Linked DNA regions of Mus musculus: all the other regions are linked to region 5. The links are chromatin contacts, found by Hi-C or POLR2A ChIA-PET in ENCODE. All regions are on one chromosome and are shown on one strand. The core of a region is the stretch at or near the end of the contact, and the rest is flanking DNA. Distances in the headings are between cores, read along the strand shown.

Region 1 (2,750 bases), core at 30-2,529, 100 kb before region 5:
CTGATCAACAAAGACCAAGAAAAAGTGGCCGAAGTGGCCAGGGTCAGAGTAGAGCTGCAGGAACAGATGGGCCGTATGCAGGCTGACCTGGTGGCCCAGGAGGCGCTGAGAGAGAAGGTGGCAGCCCTGGAGCGTCAAATGAAAGGTTAGCACATGTCACCTGGGCAGCTGAGTTTGGCGGGGGTAAAAGTGGGGGAATTTCCTTTCTAAAGACCCAGCCCCCCCCCCCCCCCTTTTTGAGACAGGGTTTCTCTGTGTAGCCCTGGCTGCCCTATAACTCACTCTGTAGACCAGGCTGGCCTTCGAACTCAGATCTGCCTGCCTCTGCCTTCCAAGAGCTATTATTATTAAAGGTGTGCCGCACCACCTCATGGCTGCAGGAAGGCAAGACACCTACTACCCCCTCCTTATTGAGTCTCTCTCTTGCAGTGATCGGGAGTGAACACCGGGAGGCGCTGTTGGACAGAGAGAGTGAGAACGCATCTCTCCGAGAGAAGCTGCGGCTCAAAGAGGCAGAAATCTCCCGTATCCGGGACGAAGAGGCCCAGAGGGCAAGCTTCCTGCAAAACGCTGTCTTGGCTTACGTGCAGGGGTCCCCTCTGAGAGCCTTGAGTCCCCCTAAATGAAGGGAAGCGGGAGAACCGAAGCGCCCAGCGAGGGTAGAAATGCTGCATCCCATTCTCAAGGGCAGGCCCGGGGTCCAAAAAGCATCAGCTGCAGTTGCAGGGCAGGGTTCTGTCAACATCGGTGCTCAGCGGCACACCTGCCGGTCCAAGGGACTTCATCCACAGTTCACCGTTAGCATAGGCGCGATGAAGCATACAGGATCGCGCTCAGACAACCCGGTCCCAGAACCACAAACAGGACAGGACAGCGGTGGGAGGAAGCAGACTCCCCAATGGCAGGGTGGAAATACAGAACTTTTGTACTTGGTGATAAATTCTCGTCCAGTTCCTTTCTGCACCAGTTGCCCCAACCGCGAAAATGACTACTGGGTCACTCTGATTGCTCTCAGGCAACTAGGAAGGCCACCTCTGTAGTGGGTCGTAGACACGAGGGTTTCTCGGCTGCAGGGTGGGCTGGTGTCCCTGTTAAGCATCAGTCTCGGCCGCCCCGGCGCATCCATTTCTGTGGCGTCGCCAACCTGAGCTACACCGTGGCACGTCCTTGTTCCTGGGTGCGGACCCTCAGCCTGAGCCTTCGGGGTCCAAGGACTGGCTGGGGCTCCGCCCCCGCCGCAGCTCGCCCCTTGCCCCGCCCCGCCTGCGCGCACTCGGCTGTCTTCGCACCCGACACTCGGCGGTGCTCGGCTGTCTCCGGCCGCTCGCTCGGCGTTCGGGTCCGCGGCCGCTGCGGCGCCGGGCATTTCTCCGCAGCTCGGCTCGCGGCCGCGCCCGCCGCCGCCCGGCCCCGCGCCCATGCAGGCCATCAAGTGCGTGGTGGTTGGCGATGGGTGAGTGCGCTGTCCCGAGCCGCAGGGGCGGAGGGGCTGGTAGGCGGCTACGGGGTGCGGCTCGGCGGGGCGGGGCAGACAGACGCGCGGGGTCCAGGCGAGGCAGCTCTGCCGCGCCCCCACCACAGCTCGGCCGCGTGCGTCCAGGGACTGATGGGGTGGGGTCAAGCTGAAGCTATCCACTTCTTCCAGCCCGGGCACACCTGATGCTGCCCGGCCTCTGCCCGGTGCTCTCAGTGGGTGGGGCGGGGGCCTCACCTGTGCTGATTCCTGGGTGGCTCCACCCTCGCGCCAGCCACCCAAGGTGCTGGAGCTCTGACGCCCCTGTGCGTTGCGGCGTGCCCTATCCAGGGTTGTGAGCCCTTGCAGCCGCGCCCACTACTGTGCTCCCTCGTAGGCTAGCCTGCTCTGGTCGTTTTCTATTAGTCCCAGGTGGCCGCAGATTTACCGAGCTACGACCTATCCACCCCACCCCAGTCACCCAAAGTAACCTCTAGCTCTGTAGGAGCGTGCTGTCCTTGCCGGGGGTGGGGGAAGAAGGGGCGGAGGCTCGGTCCTTGATCCACGTGGGCTGAACCTCTTTCTACAGTGCCGTGGGGAAGACGTGCCTGCTGATCAGCTACACGACCAACGCCTTCCCAGGAGAATATATCCCCACAGTGTGAGTGCATGGGGATCGGGAGGTAGCCGGGGCTGGCCACTAGAGGCCAGGCACACGTGCATGGGACCTCCCAAGGTTCCAGGGCTGGTTCAAGTGACCCTGGTTCTGGGTTTCCGTGGTGAGGTGGGGTGCTGGCCAGAGTTTGGGTTCTGTCTGGGCACCAGTAGCCTGGCATCCCTGCCCAGCCTAGCCTTTCTACTTCGCAGTTTCGACAACTACTCAGCCAACGTGATGGTGGATGGGAAGCCAGTTAACCTGGGGCTGTGGGACACTGCTGGCCAGGAAGACTACGATAGGCTTCGGCCACTCTCCTATCCTCAAACAGTAGGCGGCAAGAGGGCCGACTCTGGGAGTGGGGTGGTTCCCAAAATGGAGTGGGGAGCTAGCCTTGGAACTAGCCTCGAACTCTGGGTGTAGGGTGGTTCCTGAATGGAATGGGGAGCTAGCCTTGTCTACCTGCAAGGACATCCTTTGGTCACTTCTGTCTGTCCCTCCCTCTGAAGGATGTCTTTCTGATCTGCTTCTCCCTGGTGAGCCCAGCCTCCTTTGAGAATGTCCGTGCCAAGGTAGGTGGGTCTAGGCAGAAGGCACACCCCTCTGCCAGGGATCTTTTCTGCTGAGGGAGGCACTGAAAAC
Region 2 (2,839 bases), core at 85-2,584, 110 kb after region 5:
ATACAGGTGGAAGGGCAGTGACCTCTGAGGTCCTCCCTGTGGGGACATCAATGATCTCCATCTCTTCATGACTAGCCCATCCCTTGGAGTCGCTGTTATCCTCCACCTGCTATTCCCAGGGAGGACCGACCTGTACCCAGGCAGGAGCCCTGGAGAATACAGCCTGTTCTTGTTTCCTGCAGCTCTCCCTGGGCCCCAGCTGCCAGAGCAGTGATTGAAACCTACACTGATGCCGATTCTAAATAAAGACTGCTGGAAACTGGATCCCACTTCAGTCCGAATGGTCTGAATGGCCTTTGATTCAGTTAACTTGTGATTCTTTTTCTGCACCCAACATAGCAAGAATAAAACATGAAATCAAAAGAAAAAAAAAAATCAGGAAGCTTTCACTGACGTATGCTAAAATTAGTAGCTGAAAATATGGTTAAAAGCAAGACTTTTACACAGTCAAGCACCTCCCCAAATGGTGTTTATTATTTACAATAAGAAAATAGAAACCTGGGGGCTGGTGAGATGGCTCAGTGGGTAAGAGCACCCGACTGCTCTTCTAAAGGTCCTGAGTTCAAATCCCAGCAACCACATAGTGGCTCACAACCATCTGTAGTAGGATCTGATGCCCTCTTCTAATGTGTCTGAAGACAGCTGCAGTGTACTTACATATAATAAATAAATAAATCTTAAAAAAAAAAGGAAAGAAAACAGAAACCTTGTTATTTATTTAGATTTTAAGACAGAGTCTCTACATAGCTCTGGCTGTCCTGGAACTATGCAGACCAGGCCGGCCTCGAAATAACAGAAATCCGCCTGCCTCTGCCCCCAAATCCTGGGATTTTAAAGCATGTGCCACCATGCCGAGTAGAAAATAATAACTTTATGTTAGCCCCTTGGCAGCCACCACTTAAACCACTCAAACCTTGGCGACGAAAGTATTCCCCAGTAATGGGGCGTTTGCCTTCTGGGAGGCACGAGCGCGCCATTTTCTTGTTTAAAATGTGTAACTTAATTGTGTAAAATATCGGGCCAAGCCAGGATGACAAGTAGTCTACAAGATAATGGACTAATGAAGTCAGTGAGGGACTGAAGCGCTGTGAAGCGCGTGTGGCTAATCACGAGGTAGGCGTTTGGGAGTCTGAGTCAAAGAAAGCTACAGGGGAGCAAGAACCTGATGCGATGACCGTCCACTCACCGCGTGTGCCAGGACGGTCCCAGCGGAATTAGCTTCGTCTCCCGCGTGCGACCTAGAGCTGCGCCAGCTGGGACCCGGGTCTCCAGGATTCCGAGCGCCAGCACTCTCCCGCCCGAACCTACAGCGCGGGCCACGTTACCATAGCGACTGGAGTCAGTAACCTTGGTCCCGGTGCACCCTGAGCGGCGCTCCGATCCCGCCGGGCAGAAACAGGAGTCTCAACACAAAAGAGTTCCGACCTGTGCGCTGGTACCGAAGGAAGAGACGCTTGGGGTTCCGTGGCCTAGCAGACTCCCTGAGTAGTGCGAGCCAGTGAGCAAGGACCTACACCTACGGGGCCCTGTGCCCTCCCCCAGCTGTCCTGAGGGTCCCCAAGGTGCCCATTCTGGAGTCCCAAAGGGCTAACTTCAGCTTAGCAGGAGGTGCCTGTAGGCGGAGGGACTGGGAGCTCAGGGATGGAACCTGCAAGTCGTGGGTGGGAAGTTATTCTGGGACTCAGGTTTTCCCTTTGTAGACTGCACATGAGACTGTAACAAGGGTGCACATGGCAAGAGTGGGTGGAGGTTGCACCTAGGGCATGTCGCCAGGCGGAGAGGGCTAAGTGAAGAAGTTGATCCTCTTTCAGAGCCCTGGGTAAGGCGCAGTCACAAGAAGTCCATCCACGATTTGGTCTGAAACCCCAAGCATCAAAAGGTGAATGATCCTCCAAGACCCCAGCTTTCATGGAGCGTGTCCTGGACTAAGAAGAGTTGGATGGAATGGGGCTGGTTGCTGGGAAGGGCCTGCATGAGCCCCAGGAATTCGTTGTAGGCTCGCCTTTGTCTTTCTTTAAATCCTTAGGTCATCTGAGGGCCAGGGAGATGGCTCTGTGGATGTGTCAGTCTGATGACCTGATTCACACTCTGGGACCCACAGAATGGAAGGAGAGAACCAATTCCCATGAGTCTTCCCTATCCCCCATATGTTATGGTCTGCACGTTCACACAGTCACAAATAATAAAAAGAATGGTATTCTTATCTCTTTATACTGAAGAAGTTAAACTGTGGCCTGGTCCTGGAACTGGCATACACACCTAAACCAGCATAATTCCTAGGGGATGGGGAGTGTCTGGGAATCCCCTCCTCCAGGAGGGCAGTATCAAGAAGTCTAGTCATTCCTACTTTCCTGTCCTATATCCTGCCGTCTTCCTCTACCCGTCAGTCTCTTTCCCTCAACTTGCTGTCCCCACTTCCTGACAGCAAATGCTTGGTGTTTGAACCTTCCCCCAACCAGCTTGTCTTTGTAGCCTTCTTCTCAGCCAGGGAGTCCCCTGAACTTCTAGGGGCCTTCTGTTCTATTAGAAAGTGAGGTAACCTCAACTGCCAGTTCTTTGCTGTCAAATGTAAAACCCTTGCCTTAATTGAGGGGTCCAAGGGTCAGCCCCATTCCACAAGTATGTTCACACCCCTTGTCTCTGCCTCACTCTGTCACAGGAGCTTCCTGTAGTTGGTCTTTGCTACTTTGTGGTTCTTTTTCCCACCCCTGTTTCACCCCACCATCACCAGATAGGAGAGAAAGAAGGATGGGGGGAGAGAGTGGGATAGAGATTCCTGAATCTAATTTCTTTCCTTGTTTCTACTTTGAGCATAACGACTAACAAAACTGCAACACAC
Region 3 (2,774 bases), core at 47-2,546, 79 kb after region 5:
GGAACTGAAGCTCCAGCACCTTGGCGTCCAGCGTCTGCAGCTCCTCTGCATGGGCGCGCTTCACTGCCGCCAGCACTGTGTCTTTCTCCCTGGCTTGACGGTCAAGCTCTTCATGTCTGAAACACAGGGGAGGGTCCCGCGGTGGCTCACTCAGTGCCCTGGAACCTTCCAAAGTGTTTGCCATCCTTTTCTTACACTACAGCTGTCCCTGACAAGATGGCTGACTCTGCAGGAGTAACTTGTGGGCGCGCTAGCTCTTCCCATGTAAGCAGATCTTCTTAGGTGCCGGGCTCTCGGAGGCCCCCAAAGCTCACACAGATACCAAAGCAGATTCACAAAACACTCCTAACAACCTACGCTTGACCAGCCATGGAAAACAGATGCCACCTGCCTCTCAGATGGGCAGACTCCTGAGCACTCCCTTAGTGTATCAGTTTGTCCGTACTGCACAAATAGTGGCATGAGAAAACACAAGAGAAAATTTCTTCCCCTCCCAAGTGTAACTGGGCAGCCTGAGTGTGTGGTGTGTGGTAGCTACAGTTACTGTTCCCTTTAGAAGAGAGAGTAAATGCGTCTTGCTGAGTCCACACTGAGCTTCCAGCTGGCATCCCCGCCCCACTCCTCGTTGACCGACTCCTTACTGTCCCAGCACCTCCCGAACCCTGCAGTACTGGGGGGAGGAGCAATGCTTTAACTGCATGGCTGAAGCTCCGCCTTGAGGCAGCACACCACCACTTCCTGGGTGTCCCAGACCTGGCAACGTGAAGAGCCTGCTGCAGTCAGAGGGACAGAATCCAGAGTCTACATCAGCAATAGTAGGGGGACATCAGCATGGCAAAGCTTGAGGCGATCGTCTAAAACTTATACACTAGCTAGTAAGACAGCCAAGGTCTAAATGTTAACGCTTAATTTTTAAATACTTATTTACCTAGTATGGAGGCATATGTGTGGAGTCAGTTCTCTCCTTTTACCACATGGGTTCCAGGGATGGAACTCAGGTCACCAGCTATGGTGACAAGTGACTTTATCCACAAAGCCATCTCATTTACCCATAAAAGTTAAAATTTAACTAAGGTTATATTTTTAAAAGCCTGTTTTAGACACTGGAGACTAAATCCAGAGTTTTCAACATTCTTAGTTTGTGTTTTATCAATGACCTGAATTGGACTCTTGGTCCTTAAAAAGTTTAAGCTTGGAGACACCGGATGCCTAACCCTCTCTGAGGAAGGAGAGCATGGTGCCAGCCACAGCAGCGTCCCAGCTCAGGCTGCCCGCCCACCTGCCACAGGGCTCTTGTCTCCAGTAAGCAAGATCTAGACTCTTTTCCAGTGGCACCACCCAGGCAGAAATACGCACTTCCTCCTGAAAGTCTCCTCAGCTTTCTTCTTGGCCAGCTGTGCCGAGTAAAGCTTCTTCTCCAAGCCCTTTATCCTAAACAGAAACCGTATCAGTAAAGAGCAGTTACGTAAGAGATCAAAGAGTAGAACGGAAAGATGCCAGGAAGGCAACGCCACCAGATCTAGTCCTTACGGCCACAATGCCTGGAGAACAGAACCTACGCACCGAGCGTCCTTCACGGCCTCCAGATCCTGGAGTTCCCGGGCACGCTCCTGCAGCTTCCTCTCTAATTCCACGTGTTCTGCTTCTGCCTTCTGCAGACTCTCTGCTGCCCGTGCTCCAGCGTCTCTCAGAGCTTGCAGCTCTTTGTTTAGTAGTTTTATCTGAGAAAGATTGAAAAGTTCCAGGAGAGGAGATGGGTAAAAGGAACAGTGTGAAGCCTGGCGTGGTCCCAGCGCTCGGCAGGCACAGGCAGGCGGAGCTCTAAGTTCAAGGCCAGCCTGGTCTACAGAGTGAGTTCCAAGATAGACGGGACTACACAGAGAAACCCTGTCTCAACAAACAAACAAACAAACAGACAGACTGACTGACTGACTGACTGACTAACAAAGGAACAGCATGGTATTCTGCAGCACTGGGTAATTAAAGTTGCAATGGTGATTCGAAGCCCAGGGCCAGCCAGTTACCTTGAGCTCATGTGTCAGGACTACGTTGCTCATGTCGTCAGCCCTCAGCTGGAACTCATGCTCTCTTCTCTGCATTTTAGATTCAAACTCCAGCAGCAGCTCCTGGGACAAAAGAGCCAGGAGTGAAGGAGAGTGGCTGCCGCCAAGGCCTCAGCTTAGGTGTGAGACTGACACACAGTGTGAATCACGGTTTTATACTACAAACAAAGTTTTCTGTTCTACAGATAAACTGCTTACCTCTATTTCCCTACCACCACTCTTCAATATCTGTACATCTATACACGCTTTTAATCCCAGCACTCAGGAGGCAGAGGCAAGCGGATTTCTGAGTTTGAGGCCAGCCTGGTCTACAGAGTGAGTTCTAGGACAGCCAAGGCTACACAGAGAAACCCTGTCTCGAAAAACAAACAAAACCAACCAACCAACCAACGACAGAACAACAAAAATTCTCAGGTAAAATGGGGTCATAGATGAAACCATTTTAAGAAGCCTCTCTCTGAGGGATGACTGTAACTCTTGCAGTTCGGTGAGCACCCAGGTTGCAGCCATTGCTGTCAGGCTAGCATATATTCCCTTCTGCAAACTTCCTTCTCATTTCTGACATGATGAGGTCTGCCACGGGGTCCTCGGTTGATACGAGAGTTTGGATCCTCCAGTTACTAGCAAGCCAAAAAACCTAATTTCTATATTTCTGGGGCCAGGTACTTAATCTCATTTTTGATCAGCACAGAGCCAGAGCCCCTGGAAGGA
Region 4 (2,700 bases), core at 165-2,664, 120 kb after region 5:
TTGGTCATTTCCATTGTGTGGCATGGGTTTGAATCGGCACCCCTTGCACCCCTCGGAGGACTGGAAAGAACTCTCCCAGCTCAGAATGGCTCTACTCTCTCCCAATCCTGTTCCTTTCCGGGAAGTCAGCATTTGTAGAGCAGCATGCAAAGCTGCTGTCCTGTCCTCATCTCCCACACTGGGCTGGGAGTGTTAGGATTGCTCTTGTGCTCTGTGTATTCAGATGCCCCAAGAGTTCTGTGCCCCAAGATCAGGTTGCAGTCTGGACATGGGCAGCGTATTGACCAATGTGCTGTGGAGAATGCTCCCCAATAACTTCTGATTGGATAGTAAAAGGCTAAAGCCTGTGACTGGGCAGGAAAGAGAGGAAGGTGGAACTTGAGATGAGTAGGGGTATCTCCAGTAGGTACCAGGAAAAGGAAAAAGGCAGGGGAAGGAAGAGGCCTGCCTTGAGGCAGGATGGTCTGGGAGGATGGACCATGAGCACGTGGCCGAGAGAAAATCGCTGAGGACACTCATGGGGCAGAGCAAACACAGCAAGACTCAGTTGGCAAGTAATGTGGCGTCTATAGTTAGGATGTTATAGCAATCTCAGAACCTGCCCGGTTTAAACTTACAGCTTGTTAATAAAAACACCAGGTTTCTTTGCCCCCCCCCCCGCCCCCCAGGGAGCTATACAGGCTAGAGTGGAGCAGAAATCCCCCCATAAAAATCACTTCTATAGGAGTTGAGGGGCGACAGAGCAGGGCTGTGTCAGTGCCTGTATCTGACTTTGTTGCAGGGCCCCGACCACAGGGGAAAACGGAAGTTCAGGGAGGTTGACAGCCTTGCCCAAGATCCCCGGTCAGTCCAAGGTGCCTGAGTCTTCCTAACTAGGGAAGACAGCTGCCACAGCCACACAATAGCCCAGGCTGAGGCACGAGCAAGGTATGGTGGTTTGGATGGGGCGAAAGTCCGAAGTAGGCAGGCGGCAGGAGCCCTGTGTGCATGAGGTGTGGTGGGGGCGTGTGCCACCCGGCAGAAGGCGCAGGCCAGAAGGCCAGGGTCTGGAGGGCAAAAGGTCCCAGTCTCGGAGATAGCGAGGACATTGCCACTCTCTTGCAGGAATCATGGAAGGAGCCCACAGTCTTGGGAGGGGATAAATGGAGGGTAGAATGGGAAGCAGAGGTGGGTAGTCACGGCCCAAGGGCGCGGAAGAGAACAGTGAGAAGGTCTGCGTTGGGTGGGGCCCGGGCCCCGGGCGCCTATAGAGCGAGTGCCAGCCTGGTCTCCCTGTTAAGTGGAGATGGCATTGTCCGCGCCGTCGGGGAACAGCGGCCAGGGCGCCCCCTCCGGCAGCGGCGCGGGGTCCGGGTGGGGAGGGCAGGGGCGGCGCCAGGCAGCGGTGACGTGCGCGGGGGACGTGCCGCGCGACGGATGAGAGCACTTAAAGTCGCCCCCGGCGCGGCGCCGGGCAGCCAAGGCGGACAGAGGCAGATACAGCGGCTGGCGGTAACAGGTAGGCGCGGCGAGATGCTTGGCGCGCGGAGCGAGGCTGGGACCCTCCCCCCGCCTCCAGTCGCCCAAGGTTTGGGGCCTTCGATCATCAGGCGGGGGATCCAGACCTGGAGCTCCCGGCCCCTGACCCTCTCTCCTCCTGGTTCTCCAGCCCCATTCTTTCTTGACTTGGAGAACCTTCTCACCACTGCGGCTCCACCAAAGGGCCATGAACAGCCAGTTGCGCGCTTGCATCCTGCTTCCCTGCCCTCGTAGACGCCTATCTATCCATCCGGTAGCCCTCGGGGGCTGGGCTTCGTCCAGGAGGGCAGCTGCCCTGGGCGACCAAACGTCCAGAGTATAAATAGCTCGGCCCAAGAGGGTTGGAGCGTGGCCGGACGGCCGGGGAACCTGGGCTATATTTGGTGGGAATGCTACAGCCTCCTTGGAACCCCGAATCTCCAGCGGGCGTCAGCAGGCCGCCCAGTGAGAGAGAGGGACACGTGCGCTTCGGAATGGTGCCACGTTGGGGGAGGTATGCCCTCGGGTCTCTTTCATCTCTTTACATCCACCTTTTCTACCATCTTAAACTCATCAACTCTTACCCAGCCACCACTATTAACCCAAACTAGGCACATGAAAGTGGGGTTTTCCTCCGGAGTGGGCTCTGTTTGCTCTATTCTCATCCGATAGGAAAACCAGGCACGGTCTGTTTTCTTACCTGACAAGTGGGTTGACTAGGCGCCTGCCTGGATGCTGGTCCAGTCAACAGACAGGCTCAAGAAACTGTTAACTCTGGACAGCTGATAGTGCTTGGAATCTGGGTGACAAGCAAGGAGAGGGCAGCAGGGCCCAGGCCGACAGGAACCCTTTCAGGACAACAGGTTGGTCTGAGCGTAACGGCAAGGTTCTCCCCATAACACAGGCTCATTAGCTTTCCCAAAGTTCTTCTGTTGGGAGCAGGTTATCCCCGAGGGCTCCCGGCATCATTGTACAGGCCCAAAGTTGGCTGGTGTCCCGTGGGTGCTGGGTCCGTCCGTGTTGAGGAACGAGGACAGTCCTAAAAGTGTGTGGACTCACTCAGGATGAGCAGTGACTAGTGCACAGCTAGGATGCTGTGCAAAGGATGAGTCTACCCCTTAAGGGGCACTGAGGACACTACCGAGATACATGTGGCCCCTTCTTGGCAAGGACTTTGAATAACCAGTGGTTTGGTTCCAAGAT
Region 5 (2,817 bases), core at 104-2,603:
GCTTCAAGAAACAGGGTCTGGGGCACTCTCACCTTAAGCCACGGGGAAGCCAGCGCGCTTCCCTTTCACGAAGAGGGTGGAGACTGACTGCCGTTCAGTGCCAGCCAGGACGCCAGGCTTGGTTAGGACCCAGAGGGAACAGGCCCGACAACTAGTGAGTGCCCAGGCCTAGCAGGGCTGAGGCAAACCGATCCCCTGCCAATGGACCCTTTCAGCAAGGTCCGACCTGGAATACTACTCTCAGCTTGGTGCGGTTAGGGGAAAGGTGAAGCCTCTCGCCATCTGGTCGAACACTTTGTAACCTGGCCGAGGCAGCAGAAGGATCTGCTAGATCCTCCTGTCCCTAAGGCACTTGCCCAGGGCAGTTCAGGCCTTGCAACCGTAGTCCAACGAGAAGGCTTCCGTGCCACCCAGCCGGTGAGGCCTGGATGGTCTGATGACTTCCGCTGAGGCCCCTGGGGCCTCGTGCGCACCCAGACCCGCATCTGCCTTCTCCAAGCTGAAGCCCGGGTACCACCGCGGCCTCCTGCGCCCTGCCAAAGCCGCCCAGTGCGAGTGAAGGCCCCGGCCCCATCCACGAGGCGCCCAGACTCCTGCACCCGGTTGGCGCGGCGCCCACGTGACAGCGGCCCGCCGCGCTGGCTCTCCGCACACCCCTCCCGCGCCCCTCTCGGCCTGATCGCGGAGCTCAGCCCGGTGGCTGGCTGTCGGAGGGGCGCGGCGGCGCTTTTGTGAGCGCAGGGGTGCCGAGGATGGGCGCCCGCCTATCCTTCCACTGGAGCCGTGGCATCCCGACACCGGCCTGCCGCCCCGGAACCCCGAACGCAGCGGCGTACCTGTCTGGGCTCTGGAGGCAGACGACAAGCGAGGAGCGCGGCAGGCGAACTGGACGGGACGCCGCTGCCGTCTCTCTGGCTCCCTCTAGGCCGCGCCGGCGCTATTTAAACCGCGGCCATCCCCGCGCGGCCACGCCACATGGGCTGACAGCTTGGCTGCGCCGCCCAGGCCAATGAGCGTCGGGGCTGCGCCCCGGGACCCGGCGCGCCGCCGCCGGTGGGGTGATGCCCGCGCGCGCCGCCCCCAGCCGGGACCCTGCACGGGCGCGCGCTGGAGCACAAGGAACGCGCAGCCCCCGCCTGCTTCCGTCCCCGCCCCCGGCCTCGCGCGGGCCACGCGGGGCTCATCCCGACGCCCTCATCTCTGTCCTCCCACCCCCACCCCCTCGCGGCCGGTGCCAGGTGTGCACTGTGCGCGCGCAGTGTGGGTCGGGCGTGCTTGGTCACACTGGAAACTCTGCACTGAGGAGGACACCAGGGCCACGCGGGGGGACAGGTCCGTGTCGCTGCGATTCCACGCCGCGATCGTAGCGCGCGCGGAACCGAGGGGCGTGGCCTGCTCCACATCGAAACCAATTGGACACCGAGGCCGTTCTCGGTGGCCCAATGGCGGCGCGCGGGTGGGCGTTGCTAGGCAATAGGGTGATGGGCCGGCAACAGCGGCAAAGCACTTCGCGGGCCCCCGCGCAAGCGCGGTCGTTGACCCTGGCGGAGGGCGCCTCAGGCGGGGTTACTACCGGTCATCGTGGCCCAGCTTTCTCGGACTCCCACCCTCTGTGGCCACCTTGGAGACCAGGATGCGGGCAGGGACGGGAGCAGTAGGCAGGATAGGGAACACTGACGGGCGCGTGTGGCGGCCTCCGGAGTCCGCTCAGTGTCCAGGCGCGGCCATCTGGCGAGCGGGATACCACCCCTCCCCCGCCTGGTGGGAACAAAGGAGCTGCTGCGCGCCTCCCTGAGTTTCCGGGACCCTCTCCCTCCCTCCCTTTAAATTCCTCTTTTCAAAGGGTTATCGAATTTGGGGGCGGGGGATGACAAAACTCACCGTCCAAAAAGACACAGACTTCTCAGGGTTGGGTCCCTTGAGTGCCTAGAGAGGTTGTTCCCTTCCCTCCTGTCCTTCCACTACAGGCCCAGGCCACTAAGACTGACCTCCTTATGGGGTAATGGCCCGGGAGTGGGGGGGAGGGGGAAGGGGGCTAGTGTCAGTGGTCCTTGACTGCAAGTCTATAGCAAAAGCCAGAGCCTCAGAGCCTTGCTTGTCAACCCTGGCTTCTAGCTTCTCCAACTTGGCTATCCACCCAGGCTTTCTGTGGAAGGAGGCTAAGCAGGGACCCTGAAGGGCAGCCTATAGGACTGGCAGGTGTATTCTGCCCATAAGCTGGCTTGCCCCCAAGCTCTCCCATTTTGCCCCTATGCCTTTGTGGGTGTCTTTGGGTTTCAGGGCCAGCCTAGGAAAGTTTTACAAAAGGCCTGTACACATACTAGCCAGAGCAGTCCCACCCCAGCTCCTGGTGCCTTGAGATAGGTCATGTTTGCCTTCTCACTGGCCAGGCTGCTGGCCAACCCTAAGTGGTCAGCAGAGCTCTGCCCTCTGCAGCTGTCAGGGTCTCAGCTGGAGGAGATGTAACCCAGGGATGCAGAGTCTGGGCCGTGCACAGAGCAGGATGCTGAGGGCAGAGCAAACTTCTCTGATCATCTTTTCACCAAAGGAAGTTGCATGGCTACATCTCAGAAACACGTGACAAACAAAGTGGATTGCCAGATGTGGATATGAGAGAGCCACGTCAGGATGGCCTGCCATGGCCCCTGCCAGTCGTGAAAACAGCACAGTGTACCTAGGTGGGCTCTTGTAAAAGCATCCTATGGCTCTCTCTTTGCATATGCACCTTGAGAGCTACCTACTACAGACCCACAGCAGGAGTGATCTGCAGATGTCTGCTACCTAGGCCTGAGTTATTCAACTGGCATCCAAGACCAC

What was found. A loop is a pair of places that touch in the nucleus more often than their neighbours do. ChIA-PET counts read pairs that join two places held with the same protein, here RNA polymerase II (POLR2A).
Region 1: POLR2A ChIA-PET joins it to region 5 with 11 read pairs in embryonic stem cell. The contact joins the promoter of Rac3 here to the promoter of Fasn in region 5. POLR2A ChIA-PET finds 5 or more read pairs at or near these places in 3 of 5 experiments (Patski and embryonic stem cell).
Region 2: POLR2A ChIA-PET joins it to region 5 with 14 read pairs in Patski. The contact joins the promoter of A430102A20Rik here to the promoter of Fasn in region 5. POLR2A ChIA-PET finds 5 or more read pairs at or near these places in 2 of 5 experiments (Patski and embryonic stem cell).
Region 3: a loop to region 5 is called in a map of heart, with 5 times the contacts of the local background. The contact joins the enhancer-like site here to the promoter of Fasn in region 5. A Hi-C loop is called at or near these places in 10 of 37 maps with a recorded cell type or tissue (adrenal gland, gastrocnemius, heart and 2 more). POLR2A ChIA-PET finds 5 or more read pairs at or near these places in 4 of 5 experiments (Patski and embryonic stem cell).
Region 4: a map of T-helper 2 cell shows a loop between it and region 5 (2.4-fold over the local background). The contact joins the promoter of Slc16a3 here to the promoter of Fasn in region 5. A Hi-C loop is called at or near these places in 1 of 37 maps with a recorded cell type or tissue (T-helper 2 cell). POLR2A ChIA-PET finds 5 or more read pairs at or near these places in 2 of 5 experiments (both embryonic stem cell).

What each region holds. Positions count from the first base shown.
Region 1 is chr11:120,720,189-120,722,938 of GRCm38, forward strand. It overlaps Rac3 (Rac family small GTPase 3), which reads left to right and starts at 1,280. Exons shown (of 6, transcript NM_133223.4): 1 at 1,280-1,453; 2 at 2,043-2,114; 3 at 2,321-2,438; 4 at 2,618-2,680. The coding sequence starts at 1,419. It overlaps Lrrc45 (leucine rich repeat containing 45), which reads left to right. Exons shown (of 18, transcript NM_153545.2): 17 at 1-145; 18 at 430-940. The coding sequence ends at 626.
Region 2 is chr11:120,931,530-120,934,368 of GRCm38, forward strand. A430102A20Rik (a long non-coding RNA gene) reads left to right here and starts at 1,335. Exons shown (of 3, transcript XR_880367.2): 1 at 1,335-1,562; 2 at 1,812-1,879; 3 at 2,027-2,483. It overlaps Ccdc57 (coiled-coil domain containing 57), which reads right to left and starts at 1,343. Exons shown (of 19, transcript NM_027745.1): 1 at 1,187-1,343.
Region 3 is chr11:120,901,960-120,904,733 of GRCm38, forward strand. Ccdc57 (coiled-coil domain containing 57) reads right to left here. Exons shown (of 19, transcript NM_027745.1): 4 at 2,025-2,126; 5 at 1,564-1,721; 6 at 1,357-1,431; 7 at 1-116. Among named protein-coding and RNA genes, the nearest start is that of A430102A20Rik, 30 kb to the right of the region's middle. Within about 2 kb of position 1,297, at least 1 of the 3 ENCODE cell types and tissues checked has a DNase peak (open chromatin) inside an H3K27ac peak, as active enhancers do; it is heart, where a contact is called at or near this core.
Region 4 is chr11:120,947,653-120,950,352 of GRCm38, forward strand. Slc16a3 (solute carrier family 16 (monocarboxylic acid transporters), member 3) reads left to right here and starts at 1,415. Exons shown (of 6, transcript NM_001038653.1): 1 at 1,415-1,498.
Region 5 is chr11:120,823,194-120,826,010 of GRCm38, forward strand. It overlaps Fasn (fatty acid synthase), which reads right to left and starts at 1,354. Exons shown (of 43, transcript NM_007988.3): 1 at 837-1,354.